Linked DNA regions of Mus musculus: all the other regions are linked to region 4. A link is a loop called in an ENCODE intact Hi-C map of the cell type or tissue named here. Cell type or tissue: left cerebral cortex. All regions are shown on one strand.

Evidence for each region. A loop is a pair of places that touch in the nucleus more often than their neighbours do. Peaks named below come from ENCODE experiments on the same cell type or tissue, not always from the same donor. Only the 100,000 strongest peaks of a DNase experiment are listed, where the experiment ranks them.
Region 1: a loop joins it to region 4, with 6 times the contacts of the local background. A loop is called at or near these places in 10 of 42 quality-filtered maps.
Region 2: it touches region 4 in a loop (2.5-fold over the local background); 15 of 42 quality-filtered maps call a loop at or near these places.
Region 3: a loop joins it to region 4, with 2.0 times the contacts of the local background. A loop is called at or near these places in 15 of 42 quality-filtered maps.

The regions. Positions count from the first base shown.
Region 1 is chr7:116,440,832-116,443,331 of GRCm38, forward strand. Pik3c2a (phosphatidylinositol-4-phosphate 3-kinase catalytic subunit type 2 alpha) reads right to left here. Exons shown (of 33, transcript NM_011083.2): 1 at 2,473-2,500. Among named protein-coding and RNA genes, the nearest start is that of Pik3c2a, 1.4 kb to the right of the region's middle. In left cerebral cortex, a CTCF peak has its summit at 1,298; DNase peaks (open chromatin) are centred at 781, 1,281 and 1,494; H3K4me3 peaks cover 1,811 bases; H3K27ac peaks cover 651 bases.
Region 2 is chr7:116,512,932-116,515,431 of GRCm38, forward strand. The region is part of intron 2 of Nucb2 (nucleobindin 2); the gene reads left to right. Among named protein-coding and RNA genes, the nearest start is that of Nucb2, 9.8 kb to the left of the region's middle. In left cerebral cortex, a CTCF peak has its summit at 1,331 (motif pointing left); DNase peaks (open chromatin) are centred at 1,244 and 1,884.
Region 3 is chr7:116,503,012-116,505,511 of GRCm38, forward strand. It overlaps Nucb2 (nucleobindin 2), which reads left to right and starts at 1,358. Exons shown (of 14, transcript NM_001130479.2): 1 at 1,358-1,473. In left cerebral cortex, a CTCF peak has its summit at 1,040; DNase peaks (open chromatin) are centred at 1,301 and 1,940; H3K4me3 peaks cover 1,629 bases; H3K27ac peaks cover 763 bases.
Region 4 is chr7:116,335,367-116,337,866 of GRCm38, forward strand. Pik3c2a (phosphatidylinositol-4-phosphate 3-kinase catalytic subunit type 2 alpha) reads right to left here. Exons shown (of 33, transcript NM_011083.2): 33 at 1,910-2,500. The region is part of intron 1 of Gm10589 (a long non-coding RNA gene); the gene reads left to right. Among named protein-coding and RNA genes, the nearest start is that of Rps13, 2.4 kb to the left of the region's middle. In left cerebral cortex, CTCF peaks have their summits at 173 (motif pointing right) and 963 (motif pointing right); DNase peaks (open chromatin) are centred at 957, 1,399 and 2,443.

The sequences.
Region 1 (2,500 bases), 110 kb after region 4:
CTTTTAGGCACTTTTCTCAATTACCTTACCACTTGCAAGAAAGCTTAGGATCTTATCACCTTTACCCATGTTGCCCTTGTTAATAGAAAGAACTCATTCTGTAAGCCTCATTTTGGGCATGATCTTTCTCATCAGACCTGCTCATTTCTTTAGCTCTCAACCCAGGAGATCACAGCCTTCTTTGGAACTATGAATCCACCACTGTCTTTATAACCAACTGGCTAACCTGTCTTCCTAGGTGGATTGAACAATTTCTACTTTGTTTTCTTTCTCTCTTTTCCTCCTCCCTCCAGTTTCTCAGGGTTGGTTTATAGCCCAACTCAGTTACAACTATCAAATGAAACCACCAAACTAAAGGGGATATGGCTCAGTGGTAGAGTCCTTGCTTAGGCCCTAGGTTTAATCCCTAGTACTGGGAGGGTAGGGTGTGTGTGTCCAGATTAAACAAATCATCAAATTCTGTAAATTTAGCACACTAAAATATCTTCAGTATTTGCCTGTCTTGGAAATATGATCAATTAGTAAAACAGATTAAGTTGTCTTATTAAATAAAGCAAGGTAAGTTACAACTTCATTCTGAAAGTACTGAGAATCAAACCTGTGGTTAGACAAGTTTCCTTAGCTATACCCCCAGCTCACAGAACTTTTGCTGTTTTGCTTTTTGTTTTTGGAGCTAGTCTTCTGTAGCTCAGGCTCATCTCTACAGGTATGTGGTTAAAGCATTTAAGAAAGTGCTTTGTACCTCTCCTGATCTGAAGGGTTGATGTGATGCTGTGAGGCAAACTCTGAGCTCTTAGAAACAGCCTGTCTTTAGGTAGAAATGCACTGAATGTGCCGAACTTATTACATTCCAAACAATATGCCAGATTTACTCTTGGGCACAGAAATGTACATAGCAACATAAAACTGAATGGAAAATTTGGAGCTCTAAATAGATGCAACAAAGAATTATACACTTACACAGCTAATTACAGAAAGTTGTTTCTAAAATCCTGAAAGCAAACAAGTCAACCTTTATGCTCTATAAAAATGAAAAAAGATTGAGACCACTAAAGTATAATGTTTGCAAGTTAGACTGCAAGCAACATGCACACCAATCATAACCCAGCTTTGCTTCCTTTATTATTATTATCATTTTTAGAGACAGTGTCTCACTAGGTAGACTAGGCGGACCTTAAATGTGACTCTCCTACCAGAGCTCTGCAGTGCAGACAAGCATTGCAATTATAGGGTGCACCACCATGCCCAAGACAACGGAGGTTTTTACAAGACAAACTGCTTTCAATATGAATTCCGCCAGCACCCATGGGAATCTGTGGAGGTGCTGTATTTATTATGTATCTATGTTAAAAATCACTTTGAAACTAAGTTTGAGTTAACAAATATCTCTCTCTCAGTTACAATGCTTTTCAGTATTCAAAACACTGAATGCCAAACTTGCAGGCAGTTTCAAAAACTTGAAAATTTCAACCAAGGCACTTCAGCGTGGTCTGTAACCTTGAATAACCAACTCCAATTACAGCAGAGCTACTTAACAGTTTCTCGTGGAGAAAGAACCATCAGGGAGGCAAGAGTACAAAGTCTTCCCTGGAACCAGTGTTCCAGGACCTCTGCGCAGCCTCTCTTCCCGAACACTACTTCACCAACCCCCTAAGAATAGCCTTTTATTTTCTGTCCTTGGCTTGAGATGTACCACATTCAGTGATCTCCCCCCCCCCCCGCCCCCCGCCCCGAAGGCAGTATTCTTCCTGACACCTACCTGGAAAGATTTAGGGATACTTTTTAAGAAGTAATCTTGTTCAAACAGGGATGCTTCCTTCGTGTCACTGAATTCAAACACCCACTGGCTAAAATAAAAATATACTAATTAGGACTTCACCTTCTATCAGGACAACACGGTGAAAGAACTACCGTATACACTCCCCTCCTCTTCAATTATTCCTTGTTCCTCAGTCACGCAGGAAGAGTTAAATATTCTTACTTTAATGCCCTAGCAGAAAGATGATGCACTAAATATACACAAATATCATTGCGTTCCCAAAGCAAGCAGTTTCTGGATTTTTGTTTTAAGGTAACGAGGTGAAGGGTCTCAGAAGAAAAAGAACCACCCGAGGCTCTAAAAACCGAGCTGGGAGAGGAGAAGGAAGAGGCCATAGCAGAAGTTCAACAGCCACTCTCCAGAACAGTCGGGACAGGAGCCTGGGACCGCCACCGCGGCTCCCTCGCTGTCCCGGGGGACCGTGGGGTGGCTTCCCCTCCCCCGCCCCCCGAGGGACAGCAGCGTCCGGCGGCCCGCGACAAAGGGGCCTGGCGCGGGGCGCTGGCGACCGTCGGGTGGGGGACGGGGCCCCGAGGAAGGAGTCAGAGAGGATGGAGTGACCAAGGGGCACGGCGGCCGGGTCCCTCCCCTCTGAGTCCCTCGGCGGCTGCGCAGAGCCAGGTCCCGCTCCGCACGCACCGGCAGCCCCTCACCTCACGCTGCGGGAGTCTTGGTCTTCAC
Region 2 (2,500 bases), 180 kb after region 4:
GTTCAATTGCTGGCACCTTATAAACTGGGTGTGGAGGTGCACACCTGTAATCCTAACACCCAGGAGATGGAGACAGAAAGATCAGGAGTCTAACTTCATCCTTGGCTATATAGTAAGTTCAGGGCAATCTGGGTTATATGTCTCAACATGTAACAACAACCACCACCACCACCACAACAAAATTCACATCATACTACACCATACTAGACTTGGGGGCCTCCTGCCTGTAATCTCAGCACTGGGAAGGCTGAGAGGCAGGAATGCTGTGAATTTGAGGCCAACCTGGGCTATCCAGTGAGTTGAATGGGTTTCATGTTATCCTGTTGTTAGAGTCAACTCTCAGCTTGTAGTGTTTAGCTTTGTCTGCTGTTCAGCAGTTGGTGCACTGTCTCCTTTCAAGCTCTGTGTCGTCCTTAGGGAAGAAGAGGGTGATAAAGGAAACCTGGTCAGGGAAGGAAACTAGCTCACACCCCTTCTTCCTGTCGGCTGTCCTTCCTCTGCAATCATGTGCAACATTCCCACATCTTCTAGTCGATGGAAGTCCGTAACTGGATCTGTCACTTTCAACATTTTTAAAGCGATTTTTTTTTCCTGTCATTACTCTTCTACCTAATGTACTCGAACACTTTCCATTTCCTCTGTTAGGGCGACAGTTGACATTTCTGAGTCTTTATTAAGGAACTAAGCCATGTTTAAGTTAATTGTTCTGGTTACATCTAGAATGAGCACTAAAAGATTAGAATCTAGTAGAGGGGGAAAATACGTTTAGAATGGTTTCCATTGATCAGAAAGAAGTGAACAAGATGACCGTCTCTGTAGCTCAGCAGGGAAAGGCGCTCATTGAGAAGCCTGATGATGTGAAGGGGGTGGAGGGCGAGCACTGACTTCTGCGGGTCACCTCGGAGCTCTGCAATAAGGAGAGGCAGTAGCTATTAAAAGGCAAGGCAAGCAGAACGTCCTGAAGAGGATGGTAGCGTTCACACGTAGGATTCCTGTGTTTCACTGGTAGGACACATGACCATTATGGCATATAGAAACAAAATGCTGCCATTGAAAACCGAGCCAGCCGCGGCATGATTTATCATGCACAGTCCATTTCGTTCCCGAAAGTGCTTCTACAGATTAATTTAGATACACAGGTTTTGCACAGCATTTATAAAAAGACTTATGGGGCTGGGGAGATGGCTCAGAGGTTAAGAGTGCTGGCTGCTCTTCCAGAGATTCTGAGTTCAATTCCCCAGCAACCACATGATGGCTTACAAACATCTGTAATAGGATCTGGTGCCCTCCGCTGGCAAGCAGATATACATGCAGGCAGAACACTACATAATAAATACATCTTTAGAAGAGATTTATTTGATTTTTAAATTTTATTTTATGAATGAGTGTTTAGCCTGTATTTCTGGGTATCACGTGCATGCAGTAACCCAAGGAGGACAGAGAGGGTGTCTGATCCCCTGGGGTGGAGGTACAGACAGACAGTTGTGATTTTCGGTGCTAAGAACTGAACTCTGGCCTTCTGGAAGAGCAATCAGGGCTTTTAACTGCTGCATAGTCTCTCCAGCCTATCTTTGTTTCCTGTCAGACTCCATTGCCTGGGAGTTTCTTCTAATCCTGTAACTTGAACTTCACAAGCGTTGGTATTGGGGCTCTCTTGGTGTTAGCATAAGCTGGCAGAGGGCTTTCAGATTTCCTTTAATTGTTTGTGAACCAGAAGCCCTGACAGCTGTCAGCTGTGGAGGAACAGCACCAACGTGTTCTTTCCCAGGTGTCCTGTTCCTTAGCTGCTCAGACACATCATATCAGAACGCCCCAGGAGCTAAGTGAACATGCCCGGCAGGTTGGACCAGGTTCTTCAAGCCGGATTTAGCAACTCTTCCTTTCGCCCACCCCCACAAGAGCTCCCTGGAACATCTTTGGGAAGCTGCCTTGTAGTTTTGAATGTAACGTGTCAGCAAACCTTGGCCAGCTATTTCTCCGAGAGTCCTTCCGTGGAGTGCTATGAAAACCCATTCATAGACTGGAGATGCAGTTTAGTTGCTAGAGTGCCTGCTTTGATGCAGGAAGCCCCTGGATTCAATCCTAGCGTGTGCAGTCACTAGATTTGGTGTTCTCGAAGAGAGTCTTGAACCGTGGACATGTTCCTAGTAGTTACTGAACTATCTTGCATGGGCTGATGAATGGACACTCCAGAAAACAAGTCTGTGGAAACCAAAGGAAGTGGGCCCGGGAAGTAGCTCAGTCTGCAGAGTGCTTGCCTAGCACACACAAAGCCAAGTTCAACGTCCAACTGCGCATGACGGTGTACACTTATAATTTCAGCACTCCAGCGGGTTGAGGCAGGAGAATCAGAAATTCAAAGCCATCCTTGGTTACCTAGGCCAGCTTATCTCTAAATGTCACTGTGAGTTTGATGCCAGCCTGGGTTACATAAGACCTTGTTTCAAAAGAGCACAAGCTCTTGTGCCTGTGTCTTTCCCCTTTAGGGTTAGTTAGTGTA
Region 3 (2,500 bases), 170 kb after region 4:
AGGTGTGGATAAGAGTTAAAATCTAGAGGCTGAGGTTTTGGTTTAGTCACCATCCCAAGAATGGCCGAGTTAGTACAATGTGACTGACTCTTTTTTATAGACTGTAAGTGTGTGTGTGTGTGTGTGTGTGTGTGTGTGTGTGTGTGTGTGGCTGTTACTGACCCCATTTTATACACAAGGAAATGGAAGCATAGTGCTCTGATACCTTCTTTAGGATGGGTTAGAAAAGTTGAGTGTTGCAAGAGAGAAGTCTGATCTCTAATGGTGCACACAGCCATTAACCCACGTTGTGTCTTGCTAACAGTGGTTTCCATTGCAGTCTACCCTCCCCTGGATCTGTGGGTTCTTCGTTTGTAGATTCAACCAACTAGAGATAGAGAGAATGAGACAGAGAGCGAGCGAGCGAGAGTGCTAAGTGCCAGCATTCGTGTGTCTCTCTCTGCTTCCTGATACCTTGTGCCAGCTGCCTCAAGCTTCTTCTACTGCTGTACTGAAGCACACCCTTAAACTGTGAGCAAAACAAACAAGCAAAACCCCAAAACCAAACCAAACCAAACCAAACCAAACCAAACCAAACCAAACCAAACCAAACCCCTCTTCCTTCTTTAACTGCTTTTCTTAGTATTTTTCGTTGCAGCAAGGAGACCAGCCAGTCAGTACACAACCTAGGACCTTTTTCTTTGGGTTGAAAAACAAAACAAAACAAAACAAAACAAAACAAAACACCCTAAAAATCAGTCAGGTGCGAGTAACTGGCACTCACGCTTCAAAACCAGCTCCAAGGCTCTAAAGCTTTTCTACCCTCCAAGCACGTACAAAATGCCCCACGGTTAAAATGTTGTTAATGTTAAATGTGTTGAAGATGTCTTGACTCCACGGGGCAGAGAGAAGAAAAATCTGTATCTGAGAGGTAAATGCTATTAAGTCACAGGGACTCAGGGACCACGATAAGGAGGGTGGGGGTACGTTAAATACCAGTCTGAGTCCCTGCAGGAAAGAGGCTCTCCAAGACTCACAAGAGGGCTACCACTTTTTTCTCCACCACTGTGGGCGCTGCAGGCTCATGCCAGAGACCAAGAACCTGGCAAACCCTAAGATTTTGTGGGGGATCCCCGGGCATCACTTCACCCTACTAAGCCATGCACTAAGAGCTAGTCTAAGACAGCAAGGGAAGGAAGAGGCGCGGCTTCCTCACGCTTCGGAGAGCGCCACGTCCCTCTTGGCTAGTTCTTCCAGAAGCGCCTTCGCGTAGGCGCGTCCCTGGACCAGTTCACCAATAGGAGTCCTCCGCGATCCGGAGCTGGACCAATTAGCGGCTGTGGGGGGAGGAGGCAGTCACCATGGCAACCAGGAGGCGGGCACGCATTAGGCTGTGGATCAGAGCAAGGCGGAGGGCCGTGGGCAGGGAAAACTGGTGTGCTCGCGGCGGGCATCAGTCGGCTTAGCCTCGCGCGCCGGGACCCTGCAGAGAAGGTCAGTGGCGCGGAGCAGGGTGTAGATCCCAGCCTCGAGGAGGCTGGACGGGTCACAGAAGAGAGGGCGCAGGTCTGTTCTTGCCCTGCCCATGGTTGTGGGCATGGAGGGCCGAGTTCTGGGCGGGCAAGGTTGGGGAGGGTCTCCCAGCTGAAGCCGGAGGCGTCGGGTCCACTCCACCACTCTTCTAGCTACAGAGCGCTTGAGCTTTTCTTCCGGGTGGGTAGCACGAGCAGGCAGAGTAGGTGCTGGACCCAGACTGGGGCGGGGTACGTGGGCGAGGGGCTCGCCCACTGGTGAGGTCTCTGGACCTATCGATTCCCGGCTGATGCTCCGCGCCCCCCCGCCCCCCTCCAGTTGTGGAGCAAAGCTAGGCCCAGGAACACAGCTCTTCCCCGGGGTATGTGAAACCAGCATCTGCCACTAAGGAGAAAGTTCCTGCCAGCTGTAGTATCGTTTGCCCCAAAGTGACAAATTAGGTGAAAGAGGATACATTTTGATTTAGGGGGAAGAGAAAGATGTTACTTTCTTGTTGCACCTGCTGAATGTTACCTCCGTGGGCTGGTGTGGTTATTGTGGTTGATACAGACAGCAGTCTTACCAGACAGTTATTTTGCAAAATCAGAAAGGGGTGGAGGGGAAGAGAATGAAAATGAACAGGAACCCTTGTTCTGATAATTTATACCTTTTACACGGGTTAATGTACCTTTTACACAATTGAATGCCGAGTGCTATCATCTAAGTTTCTTATTTAAGAAACTGTGGATAAATAATATACATTTTATCCCCCTCCCCAATCATCCTGATTTTGACAAAAGGCAGGAAAGTGGTGACTCACACAATATCAGCTGTTAGGGGAGCCTGAGGCAGGAGGATACGGGGCTTAAATGAAAATATTTGTTATAGTGAGTTACAGTTAATTTTGGGATTTCCCTACAGGAAAGCTTAAAATGTTGAGATGATTGTCCCAAAGAATTGTCAAGAGGTGATAGTATTCTACCAGGCATTTGGACCAGGGAGCCTTTGG
Region 4 (2,500 bases):
TCATCTCTCAGGCAGCTTAAGTGGTGTCCCATTATGTATACAATCCATTGTCTGCCTAGTGGTTAGTGGTCTCTTTGTAAATCCCTCTAAATTGTGTGTGTTAAAGATTGATTTATTGATTTATTTATTTAATATAAGTACACTGTAGCTGTCTTCAGACACTCCAGAAGAGGGCATCAGAACCCATTATAGATGGTTGTGAGCCACCATGTGGTTGCTGGGAATTGAACTCAGGACCTCTGGAAGATCTAAATTGTTTTTAAAGACTTTTACTGTGTGAATATGGGGTAAGAGGATAACCTTGTGTAGTCTTTTCATCTTTTTACCTGGCTTTGAATATCAAACTAGAGTTGTCAGTGCACAGCAAGCACTTTTGGCTACTGAGCCATCTCAGGGGCTCTCTTTTTATATTTTCTCCATGTATTTGAAATAAAACCCAAGTCCCTGGCCTCATGTCCTTCCACTTTGCCCTTATTTCTACTCATTCCAAGCACATTTTTTTTTTTCCTTTTTGGCTTTTGAGACAGGTTTCTCTGAATAACCCTGGCTGACCTGGTAGACCAGGCTGGCCTCAAACTCAGAAATTCACCTGCCTCTGCCTCCCAAGTGCTGGGATTAAAGGCACCAAGCACATTTCTTTTTTTTTTTTTTTTAAAGATTTATTATTTATTATATGTAAGTACACTGTAGCTGTCTTCAGACACTCCAGAAGAGGGAGTCAGATCTCGTAAGGGATGGTTGTGAGCCACCATGTGGTTGCTGGGATTTGAACTCCGGACCTTCGGAAGAGCAGTGGGGTGCTCTTACCTGCTGAGCCATCTCACCAGCCCCACCAAGCACATTTCTAATCCTATACATAGTAACATGTCTACCTGGAAAAAAATTAATATACTTTTAAAGATGTGTGTCTGTGTGTCTTGTCTGTCTTGGCATCACAGTACCTGCAGTGCCCATGGAGGCCAGTAGAGGGTATCAGATATTTTGGAACTGGAGTTAACAGAAAATTCTTAGTTGCTACATGGATGTTTGAAACTGAAACCAAGTCCTCTGCAAGACCAGTAAGAGCTCTTAACCCCTTAGCCTTCTCTCTAGCCACCCCCCCCCTTTTAAAATTACTTGTTTATACAGCTGTGCAAGCTGAGTGCAGTGCCCAGAGGCCAGAAGACGATATTGGGTAAGAACTAGAGTAATAAGCACTTGTACTTTGTACTGGGAACCAAACTCTAGTCTTCTACAACAGAAAGCCATTGTAGCACTAAGCCATCTCTCTAGCCCACTACCTGCAATAGTTTGAACTCTAGTACCGGCAAACAGCTTGGCACTCAGGCAAAACTCAGTTATTTCAAAGGATAAGCTTACATAAGCCATCTCTCTCTCTGAAGATTTTGGGAGCCAGAGGCTTTTTATTTAATGTATGAATGCTCTGCTGCATATAAATCTGCCCACTGGAAGAAGTCATCAGATCCTCTAGTAGATGGTTGTGAGCCACCATGTGGTTGCTGGGAATTGAATTCAAGACCTCTGGAAGAGTAGCTAGTGCCCTTAGCCGCTTAGCCATCTCAACAGCCCCTTAATTGTCCTTTCAAGGTCTTTATACTGGTTTTTTTTTTTCCAAATTATTAGAATGGTTAGAGAGCCAGTCTTGTGCTCATAATCCAGAATAAAGGTATGGTGTTAATTTGCACTTCCGAATGTGGCTAAGTGAACTTTCACAGACCAAGAACCATGCCTACAGAATTCACATCTCAGGAAATGATAGGCTGTAGCAGATTATCTAGACCTTCAAAGAATCACATTCAAATTCAGGATAAATTTTACAAACTCCTGGGTAAGATGCAATAATTATTAAAGTTTAAAACCAAAATACTGAATCAAGAAGGAAGGAAATGACAGCCAAGTTCCTTTATTTCAGAAATATTTTAATTGTAGTATAGTTATGAAGTCACATTTAATTCAATGAATATATTCCAAGTATTAATAAAAATATTATACATCTTAACTCACTATGCTGATATAATTAAAGCATTTTCTTCTTACAGGCGACACTAGTAATCACATGTATGTTTGCATTGCTGGTGAACAGCGTGTAAGTAAATGTGTATCATAATAGCAGGTCTTCAGTGTTTGTTTAAATCTGAGTTATCAAAAGTGAATTTTTTTAAATGTTACAATTCATGAGTCTTAGAAAGAATTAAACAATTTAAGGCAAGATTTTGAACTTTATATACAACTTTAATTTGAAAAAAAAGTACTTAAAAAAGATACACATGCTTTAACAACTCATTCCCATAAACACAGTAATATAAAGCATTGGTGCCAGTCTCATTGGATTCCTCAGAGAAAACAGGTTCTTGGGATGAGCGATCATCTTCAGATCCTAGAGCACTGGCAAGAACAAAGAATTCTGGCACAGGACTTGTATGTAGCAGACTTATTTTTACTTGAAGGTAGTTATAAATATGATATACATAAACATTAGTGTCTTGGCCTGTCTAGCGTT